Regions from separate parts of the Homo sapiens genome. Here region 1 is linked to region 2. The links are chromatin loops, found by intact Hi-C in ENCODE. Cell type or tissue: ascending aorta. All regions are shown on one strand. Links, peaks and the distances in the headings refer to the core of each region. The heading gives the core; the rest is flanking DNA.

Region 1 (11,540 bases), core at 5,891-8,390, 60 kb before region 2:
ACCATGCCCAGCTAGCTTTTGTATTTTTAGTAGAGACGGGGTTTCACCATCTCGGCCAGGCTGGTCTTGAACTCCTGACCTTGTGATCCACCAGCCTCGGCCTTCCAAAGTGCTGGGATTACAGGCGTGACCCACCGCGCCCAGCCAACAGTCTGTTTTGTCTGGTATTCGCAGAGCTCACCAGCTTTCAACTGGCTGGCGCTTGCACGGTTCATCTGCTCACCTCCTTTGACTTTGCTCTTTCTGTATCCTTATCTGTTAGACGCGTCACTTGTACACAATTTGGAATTGGGTTAAGCTGTGACTTCAAAAATTAAACCCACCATGGCAGTAAGCGGGTCTTTGGTGACTCCCCTGTTGCACCCTGGAGTCTACCCTCTGGTTGTGCAGGTGGGCAGGGGGAGGGTCAGCCCTCCCTGAGGGGCCACAGTGATTGAGGGAAAGGACCAGCTCAGGACTGGCTCTAGCTCCACCACTGCCTCCCATCAGGTGCCCTCCTTGAGCCTCTGTTTTCTCATCTGTGCAACAGGGATACATCCCCCTCCCACCTCCAGCTGCTGTGAAGAAGGGATGTGCAGGTCCTGGGTCCATCTGTCACTGTCACTGGGCAGTGTTATCCCTAAGGTGGAACCCTGGGCCCTTTCAGCAAGAGGGCTTGCAGTAGGTGAGAGCTATCTGGGCACACCCTGCGGGTCAGCATGTGGCCACAGCCACCCTTTCGGGACCCAGTCCAGCCCAGCCTAAGCGGTCCCCCTCTGTCTTGTCCCTGGGCCCACCGAGGGTCAGCTGAAAGATGTCAACCCCACGAGGTACTGCAGGCTCTCAGAGGATGAGCCTTCATCCCAAATAAGGCCATGGTGTATTTGGCTCTCGAACCTAACTACATTTCATTTCCCATAGCAGGACTACTCCTGGAGTCCACATCAAACTTGGAGCATCCAGGTCACCACATGCCAGAGACAACCAGGCACAGGAGCCAAGGGAGGTCCGGGTGACCGGGGGAGGCTGGGGTGATGGAGGAGGCTAGGGTGACAATGGCCCTGGCCTGGCAGCCTCCCCTGCTCTGCTGCAAGACCGCCCACCTCCACCCCCACCCCAGCAGCCCCTCTTGGCCCCTCTGCCGAGGGGAGTGCTGGCCTTTTCCAGACCCGCTCGCTGCAGTCTGACCTGGGGAGCCAGGAGCACACGGGAGAGGGAAGCATAGAGAGAAAACAGAAGTGGCTGTCACGGCTTCCTCCACCCCGAAATTCTTCTTTAAGCAGACATAGAGGAGGGGAAGGTGGGGGGCCACTAAGAGCCCAAGAGACACCACCATCGGGATGGATAAGCTGGCTGCCCCTCCCACTCACAGAGCAGGTGCATGGGCCGTCCCAACACCCCCCCCCCACCACAGCGACCCCCAGTGGCGTGCCAGGGGCTCTAAGAGTGACTCGAGGCTGGCCCTCCACCGGGCAGGCAGCTCCTCCAGCTCGTAAACAAAATGGGCCATCCGGAAGAGGCAGCAAAGCAGGACCTCGGGATACACCACCCCCACCCTGCCCCCACCCCACCCCCAGGCCCCTACCCTGCCCCCACCCCACCCCCAGGCCACCACCCTGCCCCCCAACCCCCAGCCCCCCACCCTACCCCACCCCAACCCTCCATCCTGCCCCCACCCTGCCCCGCCCCACCCCCAGACCCCTACTCTGCCCCAGCACCCCCATCCTGCCCCCGCCCCACCCCAGCCCCCCCACCCTACCCCCACCCTGGTCCCCACCCTCGCCAATTCCCAAAGAATTGCTCCCCAGCGAGGCCCTGTGCAGATGGGCTGTGTGTGGCTGGGAAGGAGGGGGCCATGTACTGAGGGCCCTGAAACTCAAAAGCCTCCCACGAGACCCCCTGCCCCAATCTCAGATCCCCCTCATGCAAATTGCTTCCAGCCATCATGTCCCCACCCAACCGGCTCCCACAGCCCCAGAGTGGCCTGAGACCGGGGGCCTCCACCATCCAGCCTGGACAGGGAGGCCCCTGCTGGATGAGGACCCCACTGCAGTAAGCAATTGGGGACCCCGGGCCATTGAAAGCTGCAGAAGTGAGCTGGCACTCCCTGTTCCCAGGAATTTCTCCCAGGGAAAAGATTTCACTGAAACGACCCCATAGAGCTGCCATGAAGATGAAAGGACACAGTGCAGGTGCAGGACTCGGCGTAACGCCCGGCACGCAACACAAACTCGAACGTGACTTCGCTAATAAAGACTTGGGTGCCGCCCTCCCTCAGGCCAGGGCGGTTCCTGGCGTCATAAGGAAGTTAATCATTCAGGCCCCCACAGCACCGGATACTACTGTTCCCAGCACTATCCTCGTTTTACAGGCGAGGCCACCGAGGTCTGGAGGGGTTTGAGTGGCTTGTCACAAAGCCAGGAGGCAGCAGAAGTGGACTCTGCAGCCAGATGTTGGGGCTCCAGAGCCGTGAGCGAGCATAACCAACGTGCTCTTCTCGCTCTCAGGGGTGGGTACTCGGGGGAAAGTGCGTCTCCTCCCCCGTCTCATGCTCTCCAGCCAACCCCAAGCCCAGCATGGAGCCTGCATCCAAAAACACGGGCGGATGCTTAGTATCCTCCATCGCCAACAAAGCTCAGGCCTGCAACCGGGGCACCAGGTGGGACCAGGACAGGGATGAGGCGCCATTCTGAACACTGGAGGAAAAATCAAAGCGCACACTGGTTGGGGGAGACCCCAGCTCCCTGGGCAGAAAGTTAGAGGATTCTTTACTGGGTGCATTAGTTACCTGGAGAGTAACTATGGCTGCTGGAACAAATGACTGCCAATTTCACGGCTTAAAACAACACAAATGTGTTATTTTACAGTTCTGGAGGCCCAAAGTCTAACACAGGTTGGCAGGGCTGCATTCCTTCTGTAGTCTGTAGGAGAGAATCTGTTCCTTGCCTTTTCTTTCTTTTCTTTCTTTCTTTTTTTTTTTTTTTTTTTTTTTGAGACAGAGTCTCACTCTGATGCCCAGGCTGGAGTGAAATGGCGTGACCTCAGCTCACCGCAACCTCCACCTCCCAGGTTCAAGCGATTCTCCTGCCTCAGCCTCCCAAGTAGCTGGGATTACAAGCACACGCCACCACGCCTGGATAATTTTTGTATTTTTAGTAGAGATGGTGTTTCACCATGTTGGCCAGGCTGGTCTCTAACTCCTGACCTCAGGTGATCTGCCCGCCTTGGCCTCCCAAAGTGCTCAGATTATAGGCGTGAGCCACCACACCCCGCCTGTTCCTTGCCTTTTCTAGCTTCTAGAGGCCACCTGTCAACCTTGGTTGGTGGGCCCTCCCCCATCGTCAAAGCCAGCAGGGTAGCATCTCCAATCTCTCTCTTCCATCACCACATCACCGTGTCTGTCTCTTACATTCATGCCTCTCTCTTTTCAGGACTCTTGTGATTTGATTACACTGGGCCCACCACGATAATTCAGAACAATTTCTTTTCTTTCTTTTCTGTTTTTTGAGACAGGGTCTTGTTCTGTCACCCAGGCTGGAGTGCAGTGGTGCAAGCACAGCTCACTGCAGCCTCCACCTCCTGGGCTCAAGCCATCCTCCCACCTCATCCTCCCAAGTAGCTGAGACTACAGGCATGCATCACCACACTCAGATAATTATTTATTTTTTGTAGAGACGGGGGTCTCACTATGTTGCCCTGGTTGTTCTCAGTTCTCCTGCTGCAGCTTCAGTGCTGGGATTACAGGCGCCAGCCACCACATCTGGCCTCCTAAGAGTTTCTGAGTCTCAAGATTCTTAATCATACCTGCAAAGTCTCCTTTGCCATTTAAGGTAACAAATTCACAGATCCTAGGGATTATGACATGGACAGACAACGCTGGGGAGCTATTATTCTACCACACTGGGGAAAATGGCCTGCCCAAGAGGCAAGAACTCCAGACAGTGATATGAAAGGTTTTCCCCAACGAAATCACTAATGTCCTTGTAAGCTGACAATGAAACCACTAATCAACTCACCCTTCCCCCATCCGCACACCTAGAGCTTTCTGTGAGCTATTAGTGCTGTACTCTTAAATAAAAAGGGAGTTGGTTGGGCGTGGTGGCTCACGCCTGTAATCCCAGCATTTTTCGAGGCCAAGGTGAGCAGATCACGAGGTCAAGAGATTGAGAGGATCCTGGCCAACATGGTGAAACCCTGTCTCTACTAAAAATACAAAAATTAGCTGGGCATGGTGGCATGTGCCTGTAGTCCCAGCTACTCCGGAGGCTGAGGCAGGAAAATCACTTGAACCTGGGAAGTGGAGGTTGCAGTGAGCCAAGATCACGCCACTGCACTCTAGCCTGGAGACAGAGCAAGACTCCGTCTCAAAAAAAAAAAAAAAAAAAAGAGTCTGGCCGGACGCAGTAGGTCATGCCTATAATCCCAGCACTTTGGTAGGCCGAGGCAGGCAGATCACCTGAGGTCAGTGTTCGAGACCAGCCTGGCCAACATGGTGAAATCCCGTCTCTACTAAAAATACAGAAATTAGCCAGGCGTGGTGGCTCATGCCTATAATCCCAGCACTTTGGGAGGCCGAGGCAGGCAGATCACCTGAGGTCAGGGTTCAAGAACAGCCTGGCCAACATGGTGAAACCCCGTCTCTACTAAAAATACAGAAATTAGCCAGGCGTGGTGGCTCATGCCTATAATCCCAGCACTTTGGGAGGCCGAGGCAGGCAGATCACCTGAGGTCAGGGTTCAAGAACAGCCTGGCCAACATGGTGAAACCCTGTCTCTACTAAAAATACAAAAATTAGCCAGGCGTGGTGGCTCATGCCTATAATCCCAACTATTCAGGAGGCTGAGACAGGAGAATCACTTGAACCCAGGAGGCGGAGGTTGCAGTGAGGGCCGGCAAGTCTCCCCGCTGCCCTGCACCTCTGTTTCCTCACCTGAAAACACAGACAGAACATCCACACCTCCCTCCCAGGGGGAGAGTGAGGGCCAAAGGAGACAGTTTTATAAAGAGTCTGGTTCAGAGGCTCGCTGCAAAGGCCTAAATCACTGCTGGCTTTTCAAGACATCCAGAGGACAGACTACCATGAAACCCCACATTTGCACTCCTAAGTAAGTAACCAGGAGAAGGAAAAAGACGTCCACATTAAAACTTGAACACAAATGTTCATAGCAGCATTATTCACAATAGCCAGAAAGTGGAAAAATCGAAATGCCTACCCTGATGAATGGATCAACAAAAAGTGGTGTGCCCACACAGCAGAATGTTATTCTGTCTTAAAAAGAAATGGCGAGGCCGGGCGCGGTGGCTCACGCCTGTGATCCCAGCACTTTGGGAGGCCAAGGTGGGTGGATCACCAGAGTTCAGGAGTTCAAGAGCAGCCCAGCCAACATGGTAAAACCCCGTCTCTACTAAAAATACAAAACAATTAGCTGGGCGTGGTGGTGCACACCTGTAGTCCCAGCTACTTGGGAGGCTGAGGCAGAAGAATCGCTTGAACCTGGGAGGCGGAGGTTGCAGTGAGCTGAGGTCACACCACTGCACTCCAGCCTGGGCGATAGAGCGAGACTCTATTAAAAAAAAAAAAAAAAGGAATGGTGAGCTGACACGCTGCAGCACCAATGAAGCCGAAAGACATGCTCAGTGAAGGAAGCCAGTCACAGAAGGCCGCATGTTGAACAACTCTATGACAGGAAATGTCCAGAAGTGGCAAATCCACTGAGATAAAGTAAATCAGGCCAGGTGTGGTGGTTCATGCCTGTAATCCCAGCACTTTGGGAGACCGAGGCGGGTGGGTTGCTTGAGCTCAGGAGTTTGAGACCAGCCTGGGCAACATGGTGAAACCCCATCTCTACAACAAATACAAAAATTAGCTGGGTGTATTTTTTAGCTGGGTGGCACATGCCTGCAGTCCCAGCTACTCAGGAGGGTGAGATGGGAGGATCACTTCAAGCCAGGAGGTGGAGGCTGCATGCAGTCAGCTGTGATTGTGCCACCGCACTCCAGCCTGGGTGACAGAGTGAAACCTTAAAAACAGAGCTGCCACGGTGGCTCACACCTGTAATCCCAGCACTTCAGGAGGCCAAGGCAGGTAAATTGCTTCAGCCCAGGAGTTTGAGCAGCCTGGGCAACATGGTGAAACCCCATTTCTACAAAAAATACAAAAATTAGCTAGATATTGGTGGCGCATGCCTGTAGTCTCAGCTACAGGGGAGAATGAGGTAGGAAGATCGCTTGAGCCCAGAAGGTTGAAGCTGCAGTGAGCCATGATTGCACCACTGTACTCCAGCCTGGGCAACAGAGCGAGACCCTGCCTCAAAAAAGAAAGAAAATGTAAATCAGATCTTTCCCAGAGGCCCCCAGCCTCTGGGGGCCTCTCTCCTCTGTCCTCCTCTCCGCTGTTCATTAAACAGAACCAGGTTCCCAGGTCCCCCTGGAATCAGGCTCCCAGGTCCACCTAGAATAGGCACAGGTCAAGGGGATAGGCTTGCCGTGACTGGCTGAAACCCCCAAAGGCCATTCCCTGGAGCCACACACCACACCTGGAACCACAGCTGGGTTCTCCTGGCCGGGCTGATGTCAGATGTCTCCCCCAGCAACCAAGGTGCAGAATGTACCAAGGTGTCATGACCTCTGTCAGAGAATCACACAGTTCTCCCAGCAGACAAGCGGGTACTGACACCTGTCATGAGACAGAGCGGGCCTGTGAGAGGAGGAGCTCGGCCCCTGTCCGGCTGACCCAAGTGACAGGAGGAACTCCGACCCTATCCGGCTGACTTTGAAAGGGCCAGGCTGAGAGCTGCATCCACCGCTGCTACAATGAGGACAAAGAGCTCCTACCCCAGGGGGGCTGCAGCCTTCCCTGCTTCTGCTCATGGCGAGGGGCCCCAGGTCTCAGTAGAACTGTCTGGTAGATGCCAATCAGCCTGACATCACTAGAAAACCCGGAATTCTGCATATACATGCATTTCCAGGAGTGTGGGACTTCTGGGTAGCATATGTGCATTAAACAAGAAAGAAATACAATTCTTATTATTAAGAACATTTGGACAGTGCTTTGTGAGCCATTAAAGTCACTCGTCCCCCAAGCCGGAAGCGTGGGGATCTTCCCAGCCCCTCACCCCTGCAGGAGGCCAGTCTGCAAGTTCTGATGACTGAGCCCATGCATAGTCAGCAGATGCGCCCCTGTGTACCCCACCTGACTCTGACTTCTCCAGACTATAGCTGCTGGCAGGTTTTCCACCTCAGACACCTCCTCAAGGCAGCCACCAGAGGGACTTTTCTAAGACACAAACTGGGCCAATTTCCCTCTCCTCACTGCCCAACTCTGGCTCACCCCAGCCCACAGCCACCGAGACCACACAGGCCTGGGATGGAGAAAGAATGTGGAGGACCCCAGACCCACTGGAAATCTGGCCTTTCCTTGGCACTTGCTGAAAAATGGGAGCAGCTGCGACCCCATCAGCTGCCTAACTGGAAAACCAGCAGGAATTGTCCTGTTCTGATTATAGAACCAACATTCATCATTGGAGAAACTTTTTTTTTTTTTAGCTATAAACGAGAGACCAAGAATCACACCAAATCCCAAAGATCAGAGGTGTTTACAATGGCCATATGCCTTTGTATCTTTTCTTTTTCTTTTTTTAATTTTAGAGCCAAGGTCTCACTATGTTTACCCAGGCTGGCCTGGGACTCCTGGGCTCAAGCGATCCTCCTGCCTTGGCTTCCTGAGTAGCTCGGACTACAGGTGTGCGCCACCACACCCAGCTCCATCTTTTCTATGCATATATGTGTGTTTGGCGTACGTTGAGCATGCTGATTTTGTAGTTTTATATCCAACTTTTGTCATTAAGCACTAACATTAAATGATTATGTAATATAATGTGATTATAAAATGATTCTACTGGTTGTTTACAAAGTATCTGCAAAGGGCCAGGTGTGGTGACTCACGCCTGTAACCCCAACACTTTGGGAGGCTGAGGTGAGAGAATCACTTAGCCCAGCAGACCAGTCTGGGCAACAAAGACCCTATCTCTACTAAAAATTTTTTTAAAAAATTATCTGGGCATGGTGGCATGTGTCTGTAGTCCCAGCTACTCAGGAAGCTGAGGTGGGAGGATCTCTGGAGCCCAGGAGGTCGAGGCTACAATGAACCGTGATTGTGCCACTGCACTCCAGCCTGGCCAACAGAGCAAGACCCTGTCTCAAAAAACAAAGTCTCTGCAAAAGATAACTTAAATATTATAGAGCAACAGTCTCCAGCCTTTTTGGCACCAGAGACCGGTTTCGTGGAAGATAATTTCTCCATGGGCCAGGCCGTGGGGCGGCAGGGGGAATGATTTCAGGATGACCCAAGCGCATGACATTTATTGCACACTTTATTTCTATTATTGACATTGTAATATATAATAAAATAATTCTACAATTCACCATAATGTAGAATCAGTGGGAGCCCTGAGCTTCTTTCCCTGCAACTAGACAGTCCCATCTTAGGGTGATGGGAGACAGTGACAGATCATCAGGCATCAGAGTCTCATAAAGGAGCACGCAGCCTGGATCCCTCGCATGCGCAGTTCACAATAGGGTTCGCGCTCCTATGAGAATCTAACGCCGCCGCTGATCTGACGGGAGGCGGAGCTCGGGCGGTGACGCGAGCAGTGAGGAGTGGCTGTAAATACAGATGAAGCTTCACGGGTGCACCCACCACTCACCTCCTGCTGTGAGGCCCAGTTCCTAACAGGTCATGGACCCGTACCCCTGGGACCCCCTGATCTAGAGAAACATCCATGTAAAGTTAGCGGATTGAACACACACATCTACATAAGGCCACTAAATAAATTGATGCCACAGAATCACCTAAAGGCTCAGGAACTGGGGGCCTTGGGAGCCCAAGAAGTGGGGTGGGAAGGAGCTAAAATAAGGCGGGTGGATGGAAGTCTTTAAAAGAAGCAATCAGTCATGGAGACAGAAAATGAACAGAGATTCCAGGGGCTGGGGGGTTGGTATTTGATGGGGATGGAGTTTCCATGTGGGAAGATGAGAAAGTTCTGGAGACAGATGGTGGTGATGGTTGCACAATGCTGGGAATGTAAGGGATGCCGCTGAGTTGTACACTTGCTTACACAATGGTTAAAATGTTAAATTTCATGTTATAGATATTTTACAATTTTTATGAAAGCAGCAGCAATCAGATCTTCTAATCCCATCTGCTACTCAGAGAAGCCTCCTCCTCTACTCTGAGAAAAGACCAAATACCCGACTAGGCTCTGCAGTGGGTAAAACAGAATGAGTCTGCCTGAGGGTCCCAAGGCATAGCTGGGCGGGGGAACCCCGTACTGAGTGGAGGGTGAGTAAGCAGGTGTATGAACAGAGACTGTGATTGCAACCTGGCACATCCAGGGGGAAAGACTTCTGGTCCCTGGCTCAACGGCCGGGCAGCTGATGCCTCAGTGAAGCCCACAGTCAGCGAGCCCTCCGCACGGTCTTGGAGAGTCAGTCCCTGGCTGATAGGAGGGGACAACTACCAGAATCTGCAGAAAGCCACGATGCGAAAGGCAGACGGAAGCCATTTGTAATCGAAACACTGCAGGAAAAAGAAAGCAGCAAACAATACAAAACCACACCCACAGACAGAAAAGAGAAGACGCAGCCCCACAGGGAGAGCACTGCAAAAAGGGACATGAGGGAAGGGCTCTTCGATGCTGAAAGGAAAATGGTGTGAATTTTTAAAACCTAAACAAAAATAAAATGGTTGGAAAATAAGGCTGAGGAACATCTCATTGTTTAAAAAAGGAAGAGATGGAGAGATAGAAAACAGGAAAAAAGATGTAAGAAGGCCAGAGGCAGTGGCGCACGCCTGTAATCCCAGCCCTTTGGAAGGCTGAGGCAGGTGGATCACTTGAACCCTGGAGGCTGAAGCTTCAGTGAGCTATAATCGCACCAGTGCACTCCAGCCTGGGTCACACACTGAGACCCTGACTCAAAAGCAGCGACGGCCTGGTGCGGTGGCTCACGCCTGTAATCCTAGCAGTTTGGGAGGCCGAGGCGGGTGGATCACTTGAGGTCAGGAGTTCGAAATTAGCCTGGCCACATGGCAAAAACCTGTCTCTACTAAAAGTATAAAAACATTAGCTGGGTGTGGTGGCGGGCACCTGTCATTCCAGGTGTAATTCCAGCTACTCGGGAGGCTGAGGCAGGAGAATCGCTTGAACCCAGGAGGCGGAGGTTGCAGTGAGCTGAGATTGCGACACTGCACTCCAGCCTGGGCAACAAGAGCAAAACTCCATCTCAAAAAACAGCAACAACAACAAACCCAGAAACTGATTCTCTCTCTTCAAGATAAAATCTCGAGGGGCGGCCCTGTCCTGCCACTTCCAGCTTCTGGGGGCTCCACGTTCCTTGGCCTGTGGCTGCACCACGCCAGCCTCTGCCTGTGTTTGCAGGCAGCCTCCTTCTCTTCTCACATGTCTCTTAGACGGACACCTGTCATTGGATTTAGGGACCATCCAGGTAACCCGGGATGATCTCCTCTCAAGAACCTTTACTTAATTACATCTGCGAAGACTCTTTTCCCAGATAAGGTCACATTCGCAGGTTTGGGGATTAGCATATGGATTTACCTGTGGGGAGGGAAGCGCTCAGTCCACTCCCCGGGGCAGACCAGGCACTGGATTCTGGAGGCGCTGCACTCACCTGCCTACTAAACATCCCAGGAGAAATGTGAGTGGTATTTGGAGTGTGGGGAGGGATCAAAGCTGGAGATAATCAGCACATGACTGGCACCTAGGGCTGCGAGGCTGGGGACTGACGCTCAAGTCCGGTGCCCAGAAGGCAGCCTGAGCCGGGGGCATGCGACTCACTGGGCGACTCTCAGGGTGGGTGCTGGGGAGCTAAGCAAACATGGGGTCTCAGCAGGGGACAAGGTCGGCCTGACCCTACCGCAGCCCCAGGGCCAAATTTCACCTCAGGGTCGGTGCCACCTTGAGACAAGCACCGGCCTCTCGAATCTCCATGTTCACTGTGCTCTGTCCAAATTCTTGAGCCACAGAACCCATGAATGTGATAAATGGCTGTTTTGGGTAGATGTGTTATGCAGCCATAGTAACTGGAACAGCTTTTTTTTTTTTTCCTCTGATGAATCAGAAAGCCTGCCTTACCATCTAGTTTCATAGTGAGAGCCTGGCTCAGATCCCACTTCGTAACTGGCCGTTTTTGTTCCTTTGGCCCACAGGAAAAAAGGCTCCAGGCCGCCCCTGCTCCTGACCAGACGAGGACCCTAGCAGGTCCACAGCGTCCCCTCCTCGGCCAGCTGTTTCTTTTTCTTTCTTTTTTTTTTTTTGAGACAGAGTCTCGCTCTGTCGCCCAGGTTGGAGTGCAGTGGCGCGATCTGGGCTCACTGCAACCTCCGCCTCCCAGGTTCAAGCAATTCTCCTGCCTCAGCCTCCCGAGTAGCTGGGATTACAGGCATGTGCCACCATGCCCGGCTAATTTTGTATTTTTAGTAGAGACGGGGTTTCACCATGTTGGGCCAGGCTGGTCTCAAATTCCTGACCTCAGGTGATCCGCC
Region 2 (11,540 bases), core at 5,785-8,284:
GGTGCAGCGACAGCTCTCCCCAGTTAGCACAGTTAAGCACAATTACTGGAAGCCGGTGCCACCCGGGCTGTTGGAGAAACATGCAGAGGTATCAGGACTCATGTCGACCTGGAGCCCGTGTCAGAAGGGACAGGATCATTAGCCACTCTTGCCATGATCCTCGCTTTCCAGAACACTGGAAATCAAGATCCTCGAGTGGAATCTTCTTATATGTTAAATACCGTTTGAGATTCCGTGCGAGTGAAACAAGTCTGCCAAGAGTTTCACCCTCGGTGCTGGTGCTTCTGGTGTTGACAGTGTTTCCAGGGCAGGCACTCTGTCGTCCCTTCTGTGTGTCTCGCCCTCGGTCAGGCCGGGGGGTCGGTGCCCATTAAATGCTTGTTCAGAGTAAACGGTGCAGAAGAGAGGGGACTGTGACCTGGGTCAGAGCAGAGATAACAGGAACTGAGCACGGAGCCCCTCTGGGCACAGGCGTGCAGGGGGAACGCGTCCTGCCCCAGGGGTGGGATATGGGGTTGGGATACGGGGGGCTCCTCATTGCAAAGTCCTCTCCTTTCGCTTCCTGGGGTTTGCACACTTCTGGTCTGCTGGCTCCTCATTCTCATGAGAATGAACCAGGTGGAGGGTTTCGCCCACCCTAGAGTTGTAGAAACCTAGCCAGGCGTGCCGAGTGCTTAGGCGAGGGAGTTGCATGAGGCGGTTTGGGCGTTCTCTGCAGTCTTGGGGAGCTTCCTTCTGTGAAAGCCCCATGTGCCACAGTGCTGGTGCTCCTGAAGCAGCAGACTGACCCTGTGCCTGCCCTTGTGCCTGCAGGGGGTGGAGCAGGGGCTGGGCCGCCAGCAGTGAGGTGCTCACAAGGGGTGCTGGCTGTCAGGTCCACCCTAGGGCCCCACCACCAGGAGCTGCACATCACACTGCAGCGCGTGGGGGAGCAGGTGAGGGTGACTGCCCACCCACCCGCCTTCCCCTGCAGAGGTCGTGAAGAAGGTGAATGAGATGATCGTCACGGGGCAGTATGGCAGGCTCTTTGCCGTGGTGCACTTTGCCAGCCGCCAGTGGAAGGTGACCTCTGAAGACCTGATCTTAATTGGAAATGAACTAGACCTTGCGTGTGGAGAGAGAATTCGACTGGAGAAGGTGAGACCACCGAGCTTCTCTGGATATTCAGGGACTCAGCCACCAAGTATGTAATCTCCACGCCCCAGCTCACACGGAGGAGGGACCCTCGCCGACCCCGTCTCAGGTGGAGGCCAACAAAGCTGAGGCTCAGAAGGGACTTTGGGGGGCGCCCACGGCGGGGCTGGGGTCCAAGGGCAGGGCAGGCTTCCACTGCTCTGAGGGCGGTGCCTGGCCCAGCAGGTCTGCTCCCTGGAGGAAGGGAGACAGCACATAAAACAGTGCTGAGGGCAGAAACATGTCTTTATTGTGTTCCAGTCTTATTAGTATATTCCCATAGAAAAATGCTTGATTGCAAAGATAATAAAAATCCCGGTTAAGGATGTAGTGCACTTTATAGCCCCTGTCTATGAGGAAAAAACTGTTAAGTTTCTGCTAAGACAGTACTCTGTCATTAGCTTTGACAGCTGCTGCTGTTTTTAAATAGTAAACACTGGTTGACAGGCATTTCCCTGGGTGCTAATTTACCTCACCGACCATTCAAAACTGCATGGTCTAGGCCAGGCATGGTGGCTCACACTGGTGACCCACCACATTGGGAGGCCAAGGTGGGGGATTGCTTGAACTCAGGAGTTCAAGACTAGCCTGGGCAACATGGTGAGACCTCAGAGACCTCATCTCTACTAAAATTCCAAACAATTAGGTGGGCATGGTGGCACACACATGTAGTCCCAGCTATTTGTGGGGCTGAAGTAGAAGGATCATTTGAGCCTGGGAAGTTGAGGCTGCAGTGAGCCGTGATTGGCCACTGCACTCGAGCCTGGGCAACACAGCGAGACCCTGTCTCAAAAAAAACTGCATGGTTTGTCTGTTTATTATTATTTTTCAGACTCAGTCTCGCTCTGTCACCCAGGCTGGAGTGCAATGGCGCAGTCTTGGCTCACTGCAACCCCCACCTCCTGGGTTCAAGTGATTCTCCTGCCTCAGCCTCCCGAGTAGCTAGGATTACAGGTGCATGCCACCACGCCCTGCTAATTTTTATATTTTTAGTTGAGATGGGGTTTCACCATATTGGTCAGGCTGGTCTCGAACTCCTGACCTCAGGTGATCCACCTGCCTTGGCCTCCCAAAGCGCTGGGATTATAGGCATGAGCCAACGTGCCTGGCCAGTCTGTTTATTTAGCTAGGCATTTCTAGCCTTCAGCTATGATTCTATTTGCTGGGGGCGTCTATTTGATTTTTGCCTACTCTTTTTTTTTGTTTGTTTGTTTGAGAAGGAGTTTTGCTCTTGTTGTCCAGGCTGGAGTACAGTGGCACAATCTCGGCTCACTGCAACCTCTGCCTTCCGGGTTCAAGTGATTCTCCTGCCTCAGCCTCCTGAGTAGCTGGGATTACAGGCATGCACTACCATGCCTGGCTAATTTTGTATTTTTAGTAGAGATGGGGTTTCTCCATGTTGGTCAGGCTGGTCTTGAACTCCCAACCTCAGGCAGTCTGCCCGCCTCGGCCTCCCACAGTGTTGGGATTACAGGCGTGAGCCACCACGCCCGGCCTGCCCACTCTTTTTATAAAATTATAATTACCTCTGCAACAGGTAATTTTTCTGGGATGCTTAATTATCAATATAAGTTACATGGTTTTCTTTATGAATTAAAGCTCCTCCTCTGAAGGCAGATGTTTGCATATTTGAAACATTTCACATTAACAAAAAATTCTAGAAAGCCCCTCCTAAGCAGATTGTTTTTTATAACAGGAAACCCAGTGGGAGTGCACATGTCATGCTGAAACAAACTCTAAAAATACTTATTTTATTATTTGTCACTATCTAACATGCGTGTCCGCTGAGTTTGTTATATGATATACTTTGTCTCTAGACATTTAAGTTGAGTATGATTGGATTTTTTCTTATCAGTAAAATTTAAGATGATCTCCAACATCTAATAAAAACACTGTAGGCCGTGCGTGGTGGCTCACGCCTGTTATCCCAGCACTTTGGGAAGCCGAGGCGGGCAGATCACCTGAGGTCAGTTTGAGACCAGCCTAGCCAACATGGTGAAACCCCATCTCTAATAAAAATACCAAAAAAAATTAGCCGGGGTTTGTGGTGGGCGCCTGTAGTCCCAGCTACTCAGGGGGCTGAGGCAGGAGAATCACTTGAACCTGGGAGGCAGAGGTTGCAGCAAGCCAAGATCACGCCACTGCACTCCAGCCTGGGTGACAGAGCGAGACTCTGGGTCACAAAAAGAAGAAAGAACACTGTTGCATTTGGAAGCAAAGATGTCTTCATCTGCAGCCACACTTGGTGTCGTGATTTCCCGGCATTGAGAATGGTTGCCTGGCTCTTGAGAATTTTGCAGTCGTTAAAAGAATACAGGAGAGCCTCAATCATTGCAATATTAGTAGAACTGTAAACTGCGCCAAGAGACACAATGGTATGATTTGTGCTTTTTCTCTCTATGTTATGCTTTGATAGAAAGGGTTTTGTTTTTTTTTGTTTATTTGTTTTCTTTGAGACAGAGTCTCGCTCTGTCGCCCAGGCTGGAGTGCAGTGGTGCAATCTCAGCCTCCTGAGTAGCTGGGACTACAGGTGCATGCCGCCACGCCCAGCTAAGTTTTTGTATTTTTTTAGTAGAGACTAATTTCACCGTGTTAGCCAGGATGGTCTCCATCTCCTGACCTTGTGATCCACCCACCTCGGCCTCCCAAAGTGCTGGGATTACAGGCATGAGCCACCGCACCTGGCCGGAGATAGAAAGGGTTTTTGAAGTCACCGTTGGTATGAGGATTACAGCAGCTATCTGGATGCATATCCATGGTATCTAATAATCAAATTGTGCGTCTCCTCTGAGGGTTGGAGCATTTCCCTTAGGCAGCCCCACGGCTGTGCAGTGCTGCCACTTGTCAGCTCACAGCCCCGGTTGTAGATATTAAAGAGATCATTAGACAGCAGATGAAATTCATGTCACAATGTTTTCAGTCTTTCTCATTTTGTGTGGTGTTGACATCACTACCTGTTATTAGCAACTGTTCTTACTCATCGTAATGAGCCACTGATGAAACACACCTGTTGAATTTTTCAGGTCCTGCTGGTTGGGGCAGACAACTTCACGCTGCTTGGCAAGCCACTCCTCGGGTAATGGCTGTGAAGTGCTGGGCTTTGTCTGGGGCTCCAGGGCTGGACATGCAGACAGTGGTCACAGTGCAATTAGGCCAGGTGGGGAGTTGCATTCATATTCTTTGTTGACACCAAACACAACATTTATACTTAATAATAGTGGACATTTAGGGCCCATGAGAACATCCAGACCAAATTATTGGTCTCTTGCTGTTTCATGACAGTGTGGTCCTCTGAAGATTTGTTCAGACTCCCTGGAACTGTTCTTTGTGGTCCTTTTTCGTGGTTTTCAAAATGTTTCCATTGAGGGCGTATTACTTTTATAATCAACAAAAGAGAAAGTATAACTTCATTTTAGAAATTCTCACCTAAGGCATTTGAAAAATAATCCAAAAGGTACATTATTGTTGATTTTTCTTCCTTCTAGAAAGGATCTTGTTCGAGTAGAAGCCACAGTCATTGAAAAGACAGAATCATGGCCAAGAATCATTATGAGATTCAGGAAAAGGAAAAACTTCAAGAAGAAAAGAAGTAAGTTAGAGAAAGTACCGCTGGGCCCTGTTGCACGGTGCTGGTTGCCCAGGCGCATGCGGACGGAGGGTGTGGGGCACGTGGGTCTCGGGACAGGAAGCCCAGGCAGGTCTCAACCTGGCTGCCACTGCCCACTTGCCACCCTCATCCTAGAGGGAGCACCCAGAGGGTCCAGCCTCGCTCCCCTTCTCCTCCACGCTCCACGCGTGACCCCACCTCGCTCCCCTTCTCCTCCACGCTCCGCACGTGACCCCACCTCGCTCCCCTTCTCCTCCACCCTCCGCGCGTGACCCCACCTCGCTCCCCTTCTCCTCCACCCTCCGCGCATGACCCCACCTCGCTCCCCTTCTCCTCCACCCTCCGCGCGTGACCCCACCTCGCTCCCCTTCTCCTCCACCCTCCGCGCGTGACCCCACCTCGCTCCCCTTCTCCTCCACCCTCCGCGCGTGACCCCACCTCGCTCCCCTTCTCCTCCACCCTCCGCGCGTGACCCCACCTCGCTCCCCTTCTCCTCCACCCTCCGCGCGTGACCCCACCTCGCTCCCCTTCTCCTCCACCCTCCGCGCGTGACCCCACCTCGCTCCCCTTCTCCTCCACCCTCCGCGCGTGACCCCACCTCGCTCCCCTTCTCCTCCACCCTCCGCGCGTGACCCCACCTCGCTCCCCTTCTCCTCCACCCTCCGCGCGTGACCCACCTCGCTCCCCTTCTCCTCCACCCTCCGCGCGTGAACCCACCTCGCTCCCCTTCTCCTCCACCCTCCGCGCGTGAACCCACCTCGCTCCCCTTCTCCACCCTCCACGCGTGACCCCACCTCGCTCCCCTTCTCCTCCACCCTCCACGCATGACCCCACTTTGTTCCAACCCATGACGCCTAGCACTGTCCCCAAAGCAGCAGTGAATCCGCAAGCAGGTGTAGGGCTGTCCTAGCAGGTCTGCACTGAGGACATCCCCCATAGTGGGCATCCTGAGGGATGGCACCCACGGGGCATGGGCCACATAGCTGAGCGGCTGCAGAATTCTGTCCCTCACAGCTCTTGCTATAACTGCAGTTGCCGGCCTAAACCACCAACAGTGGGCATAGTTAAATATACCCAGAATACTGGTATTGGCTGTCACCTTAGAGTCATCTGGGTAGGGGAGCCTCTCATGTACCTTCTGACACTTCCAGGTAGCCTCAAGGTCACTCAGGTGGGGCCATCCTCCCACGCACTCCAGAAGTCACAGCATAGACAGTGTGGGAGGAGAGGTGAGGTGCCAGCGCAGGGCACTCCTGGCCATGAGGCGTCTGGTGTCCCAGCCTCTGCACCTGCCAACAGAGTGAACGAACAAGCTAGCGAGGCAGTCAGTGCACACCTGGAGATAAACACGGCCATGTGCAGCAGGGGACGTTGCCGGGGTCGCGCTGGCTGGGGAGGGCTGTGTGCAGAGCCCCTGCTGTAACTGATGACAACAGTCAGGGTCTGTGGTCAAGCCTGTGACATCCTTTCTTTCAGTCGTCACGACCCCGCAGACTGTCCTCCGGATAAACAGCATTGAGATTGCTCCGTGTTTGTTGTGATTACCGAGTTAATACTTACAAAAGGATAAAAATAAACTCCTGCTTCCCAAGGAGACCAGGTTTCTGTGTTCTGGTTTAAAGCCGTGCATGCCTGTTGTAGATAGTTTAACTGGAGCAGCATGTCTGTAAGCACCAGGCCCCCGAGCCAGAGAAAACAGGAACTCGGGGAGAATGACAAGCATGGCCCTCCCAGGGCTGGATAAATAGTATTCTTGGCAGCCCTCCACCCCATGTGGCGGCGGCAGGGCCCAGGGGAGTGGGGCGGGGACGCAGCTGGGACTTGGAGCTGACATCAAGAGAGGCGCAACCTAGATTCCACGAGATGGACAAGAACAGCAAATTCCATCTGAGTAATCGAAACAGATCTGTCGCCAGCGGGGCTTTTGTAAGGCTGGGGTTCAGAGCAGGTGGCCTCGGGTCCCTGCTCCTGGCCCTTCTGCCTCACACAGTCGAGCAGGGGCAGGGATCACAGTGCAGGGGGAGTGACACAGCGCAGCAGGGATCCAGGAGGGCTGGGCAGGACAGGAGGAGGGACAGCTGGGGAGTGGGCACAGCACATTCTGGGAGCTGACAACAGCAGGGACAGAGCAGAGGCCCAGGCTGTGCTGAACTCAGTCTTGGAAGTAGCAGGCAGACCCAGAGGGCTTGGGCTGCTGGGATCGATAGGGGTGGCTGAGGCAGGCAGCAGGGCCTGCTGGGAGCTACCCAGGTGAGAAGGGACAGGGTCCTGGAGCCAGAGTAGCGAAGGAACCAGCAAAGGGAAGGGCCTGGGCGTGGGGATGAGGGGCTCTCAGATGATGCCAGGCCCCTGGTTTGGTTCATTCACAAAGACAGAGCCATCCTCCAAAAGAAGAGTTAGGGCTTCAAGTGACAAGATACAAACCTGTAATCCGACCCGGCTAAGTATTTTCCCCAGGAGTCCTACAGGGAGTCGCTCTGAGATCTGGAGATAAGAAAACCCCTCAGGTGCCCAGCGCCCTGGTAGGTGCTGGCCCAGCTCCCCCATCGTGTTCTCCGCGTGCAGCAGGGGGCGCCAGCCCAGTGGGCTGAGCGCTCCTGGTCCCGCCCATCCCGGGCATCCTGAATTTGGAGACGTGAGAACCCAGAGAGTCAGGCCTCCAGGGCTCCACATGGGTTGGAGCGAAGCTGGGGGTGGTGGGAGGGACCTGGGGCTGTGGTGTGCTTGCGTCTTTAATGCAGCCACATCTGGAAGTAATAAATTTCTAAATGCGGTAGCTCATGCTATCTCCATCTGAAAGTGATGTCTCTAGAATCATGAGGCCTCGCATCCTTTCCCCTTACCCACCCCCTCTCTAGGTTCTCTCCCAGCCAGCCCAGCAGCGTCTCGTGTGGTCTCTGTTCTATGTGGAGGTTATAGGATGTTTAAGACGGGAATCGTTGGCCTATTCCATATTCTTTGACATAAGCACATCTCCATTTCTTACTATGCTTGAAATAAAAAACAGGTTCTGGAGACTCCTGCTGCAGTCAGGCAGTTCAGCTTGGTGGTGGGGTGGGGTGTAAGCATGGGTTCTGCAGCTAGAGAGCTGAGTGTGAATCCCAGACCCACCGCAGTGAGCTGGGTGTGATCTTGAGCAAGTTACCCAGCCCCTGTCTCATCTGTCAAATGGGGGTCATCCTAGCACCAAACCTAATGCGTTGCTGTGAGGAATCCAGCAGTTAGCAAGCCACCCACAGCAAGTGCTCAGTCAGTGTTCACTATTTGTATTACCTACAGCCACTGCCGTCTGGGGAACTGTTTGGTGACATGCCTATAAAATATTACCAATATTGGCTGGGTGTGGTGGCTCACGCCTATAATCCCAGCACTTTGGGAGGCTGAGGCGGGCAGATCACTTGAAGTCAGGAGTTTGAGACCAGCCTGGCCAACATGGTGAAACCCTGTCTCTACTAAAAATACAAAAATTAGCCAGGTATGGTGGCGTGCACCTGAAATCCCAGCTACTGGGGAGGCTGAGGCAAGAGAATCGCTTGAGCCCCAGAGGCAAAGGCTGCAGTGAGCAGAGATAACGCCACTGCACTCCAGCCTGGGAGACAGAGTGAGACTCTGTCTCAATAAATAAATAAATATATATATATATAAATATATAAAATATTATCAATATCAAACTGGTGAAAGTTAACTCCTTTTAAAAACTAGACAAGTTTCCTCAAATTATCACACGATCCAGCAGTTCCACTTCTGGGGCTATACACAAAGGAATTGACAACAGGGTCTTTTTTTTTTAAGATGGAATTTTGCTCTTGTTGCCCAGGCTGGAGTGCAGTGGTGTGATCTCGACCCACTGCAACCTCCACCTCCTGGGTTCAAGTGATTGTCGTGCCTCAGCCTCCTGAGTAGCTGGGATTACAGGCGTGCACCACCACACCCGGCTAATTTTTTGTATTTTTAGTAGAGACGGGTTTTCACCATGTTGGCCAGGCTGGTCTCAAACTCCTGGCCTTAAGCAATCCTCCCACCTTGGCCTCTCAAAGTGCTGGAATTACAGGCATGAGCCACCGTGCCTGGCCACAAGTTAACTATATAAATGCAATAGTCTCTATAAAATCCTGTAGTGAAATCCTATGATTTTGTGTTATCTTGGCATTCATTTTTAATCTTCCTCTAACACACCTGAGCTCCTTTTAAAATGCTTACTTTCTCTCGTTGTGCTTTGAATGAAATATAAATTTGCTACCCTGGTTTCTCAAAAACTCTGTAAGGGCTTCAGCTATAACTTGTTCCATTTACAGTGGCATAATTTAGTCTAACTGTCCTTTTAAACCAGTGAGTTTTGCCTATCTTGTGGCTAAAATTTAAAAATCAAAGCTATAAGATTTGTATTTATGTTTGTTTGTATTTGTATTAATACATGTGTATACATGTCTGTTGGTATACTGTCTACTTGGTACCAAACTGACTTACAAATAAGCAAGTCCTCATTATTAATAAGCCAAAGGCTGGGCGTGGTGGCTCATGCCTGTAATCCCAGCACTTTGGGAGGCCGAGGCATGTGGATCAGCCAAGGTCAGGAGTTCGTGACCAGCCTGACCAACATGGTGAAACCCCATCTCTACTAAATACAAAAAATTAGCCAGGCGTGGTGGCATGCGCCTGTAATCCCAGCTACTTGGGAGGCTGAGGTAGGAGAATCGCTTGAACCTGAGAGGCGGGGGTTGCAGTGAGCCAAGATCACGCCATTGTTACACTCCAGCCTGGGTGACGAGCGAAACTCCGTCTCAAAAAAAAAAAAAAAAAAAAAAAAAAAAAAGCCTAAATGCTTTTCAAGTTCACATGACTTTAGTAATCTTTGATAAATGAAACTAGTTTTAAAACTGTTGGTGCCCAGGCATGGTGGTTCACACCTGTAATCCCAGCACTTTGGGAGGCCGAAGTGGGAGGATCGCTTGAAGCCAGGAGTTTGAGACCAGCCTGGGCAACACAAGACCCTACCTCTATTTAAAATTTTAAAAACTCACAGAAAGTAGTTAGATGAAAAATAAAAGGCTAAAAAATAAAATGAAATAAACTTAATAACTTCTGGTAAAATAAGATAAAAATATCTGCAGAATTTCAAACATTTCTGCCTGGGTCTATAGGTCAGAGTAATTTATACAATCTTGGTTAGATGTTTTAAGGTCATAAAACTGTTGCTTCTGTGATTTTTGTTTCTTGTTTTTTTTTCTTTTTGTGAGAGAGTCTTGTTCTGTCGCCCAGGCTGGAGTGCAGTGGCAGGATCTCAGCTCACTGCAACCTCTGCCTCCCAGGTGCAAGCAATTCTCCTGTCTCCGCCTCCCAAGTAGCTGGGATTACAGGTGTGCACCACCATGCCAGTTAATTTTTTTTTTTTTTTTTTTTGTATTTTTAGTAGAGATGGGGTTTCACCATATTGGTCAGGCTGGTCCCAAACTCCTGATCTCAGGTGATCCACCCACCTCAGCCTCCCAAAGTGCTGGGATTACAGGTGTGAGCCACCATGCGTGGCCACTTCTGTGATATTTTTAATACTTGTTTGTCTGTGACGTCATGTCTTTGGTTTTGAGCTTTTAGATTCTAGGCTTTAGGCAGGTGGCCATGGTAAGTCCTGGTGACATATGCGTGTCCTCAGTGCCTAGGCCAGCAGCTGCTGAGCAGAGCTAAGCCCAATATCGTCCCATCCTCCCTGGCCCAGCTCTGCCTCCTGACCATGCTGGGAGGGGTTGGACCCTCCAGCCATGTCCTCACAGCTCTGTCTCTGTCTTGGGCTATGAACCTGGTACATAACAATTAAAATTGCTTACCCCCTAGGTTTTTCACTGGAAATCAGAGTTACTAAGAGTTAAAACTATAGTTAATACATGTAATTAAAACTACTGGCAGGGCATAGTGGCTCATGCCTGTGATCCTAGCACTTTGGGAGGCTGAGGCAGGCGGATTTCTTGAGCCCAGGAGTTCAAGACCAGCCTGTGCAACATGGCAAAATCCCATCTCTACAAAAAAATACAAAAATTAGATGGGTGTAGTGGTGCATACCTGTAGTCCTAGCTAGTAGGGAGACTGAGGCAAGAGGATGGCTTGAGCCTGAGAGGTTGAGGCTGAGGTGAGCTGTGATTATACCACTGCACTCCAGCCTGGGCAGCAGAGTAAGACCCTGTTAAAAAAACACACACACAACCCAATAAGAAAAACCAGATAAAAGAAAAACAAATTCTGTATGCAAAGTGTACAGAGAAAATAGGGTGTGTTTTTGGTAAGGAGGGTTACAAAAAAACATGAGAATGCAGTTTTGTTAAAGGAAAAGTAATTTTGTCTAGTTTACAGGTTATTTAAAGGTTGTTTTAAATTGAAAAAGTGAAAAATAAAACAATAGATATAGAAAGTTGGAGAAACAGACTCAAAAAGGTTTTTGTAAGAGGTTATAAAAGGTTTGTGGAAATCTTGTGTGGTCAAAGCTGATTAAGATTGGATGAATCTATTTTTGTTTTGTTTTGTTTTGTTTGAGACGGAATCTCGTTCTGTCACCCAGGCTGGAATGCAGTGGCACAATCTCAGCTCACTGCAACTTCTGCCTCCTGGGTTCAAGTGATTCTCCTGCCTCAGCCTCCCGGGTAGCTGGGACTACAGGTGTGCACCACCTTGTTCAGCTGATTTTTTGTATTTTTAGGAGAGACAGGGTTTTGCCATGTTGGCCAGGCTGGTCTTGAACTCCCAGCCTCAAGTGATCTGCCAGCCTCAGCCT

The links. Peaks named below come from ENCODE experiments on the same cell type or tissue, not always from the same donor. Only the 100,000 strongest peaks of a DNase experiment are listed, where the experiment ranks them.
Region 1: it touches region 2 in a loop (2.1-fold over the local background); 4 of 110 quality-filtered maps call a loop at or near these places.

What each region holds. Positions count from the first base shown.
Region 1 is chr11:68,946,184-68,957,723 of GRCh38, reverse strand. No RefSeq gene overlaps it. Among named protein-coding and RNA genes, the nearest start is that of MRGPRD, 29 kb to the left of the region's middle. RefSeq lists a silencer at 1,306-1,355 and an enhancer at 10,225-11,088. In ascending aorta, for the core only: a CTCF peak has its summit at 7,240; no DNase peak of the experiment used is centred there.
Region 2 is chr11:68,886,112-68,897,651 of GRCh38, reverse strand. It overlaps MRPL21 (mitochondrial ribosomal protein L21), which reads left to right. Exons shown (of 7, transcript NM_181514.2): 4 at 974-1,137; 5 at 4,197-4,249; 6 at 4,659-4,762; 7 at 6,257-6,374. The coding sequence ends at 6,321. Among named protein-coding and RNA genes, the nearest start is that of MRPL21, 12 kb to the left of the region's middle. In ascending aorta, for the core only: a CTCF peak has its summit at 7,324 (motif pointing right); DNase peaks (open chromatin) are centred at 6,551 and 7,391; H3K4me3 peaks cover 1,255 bases; H3K27ac peaks cover 1,993 bases.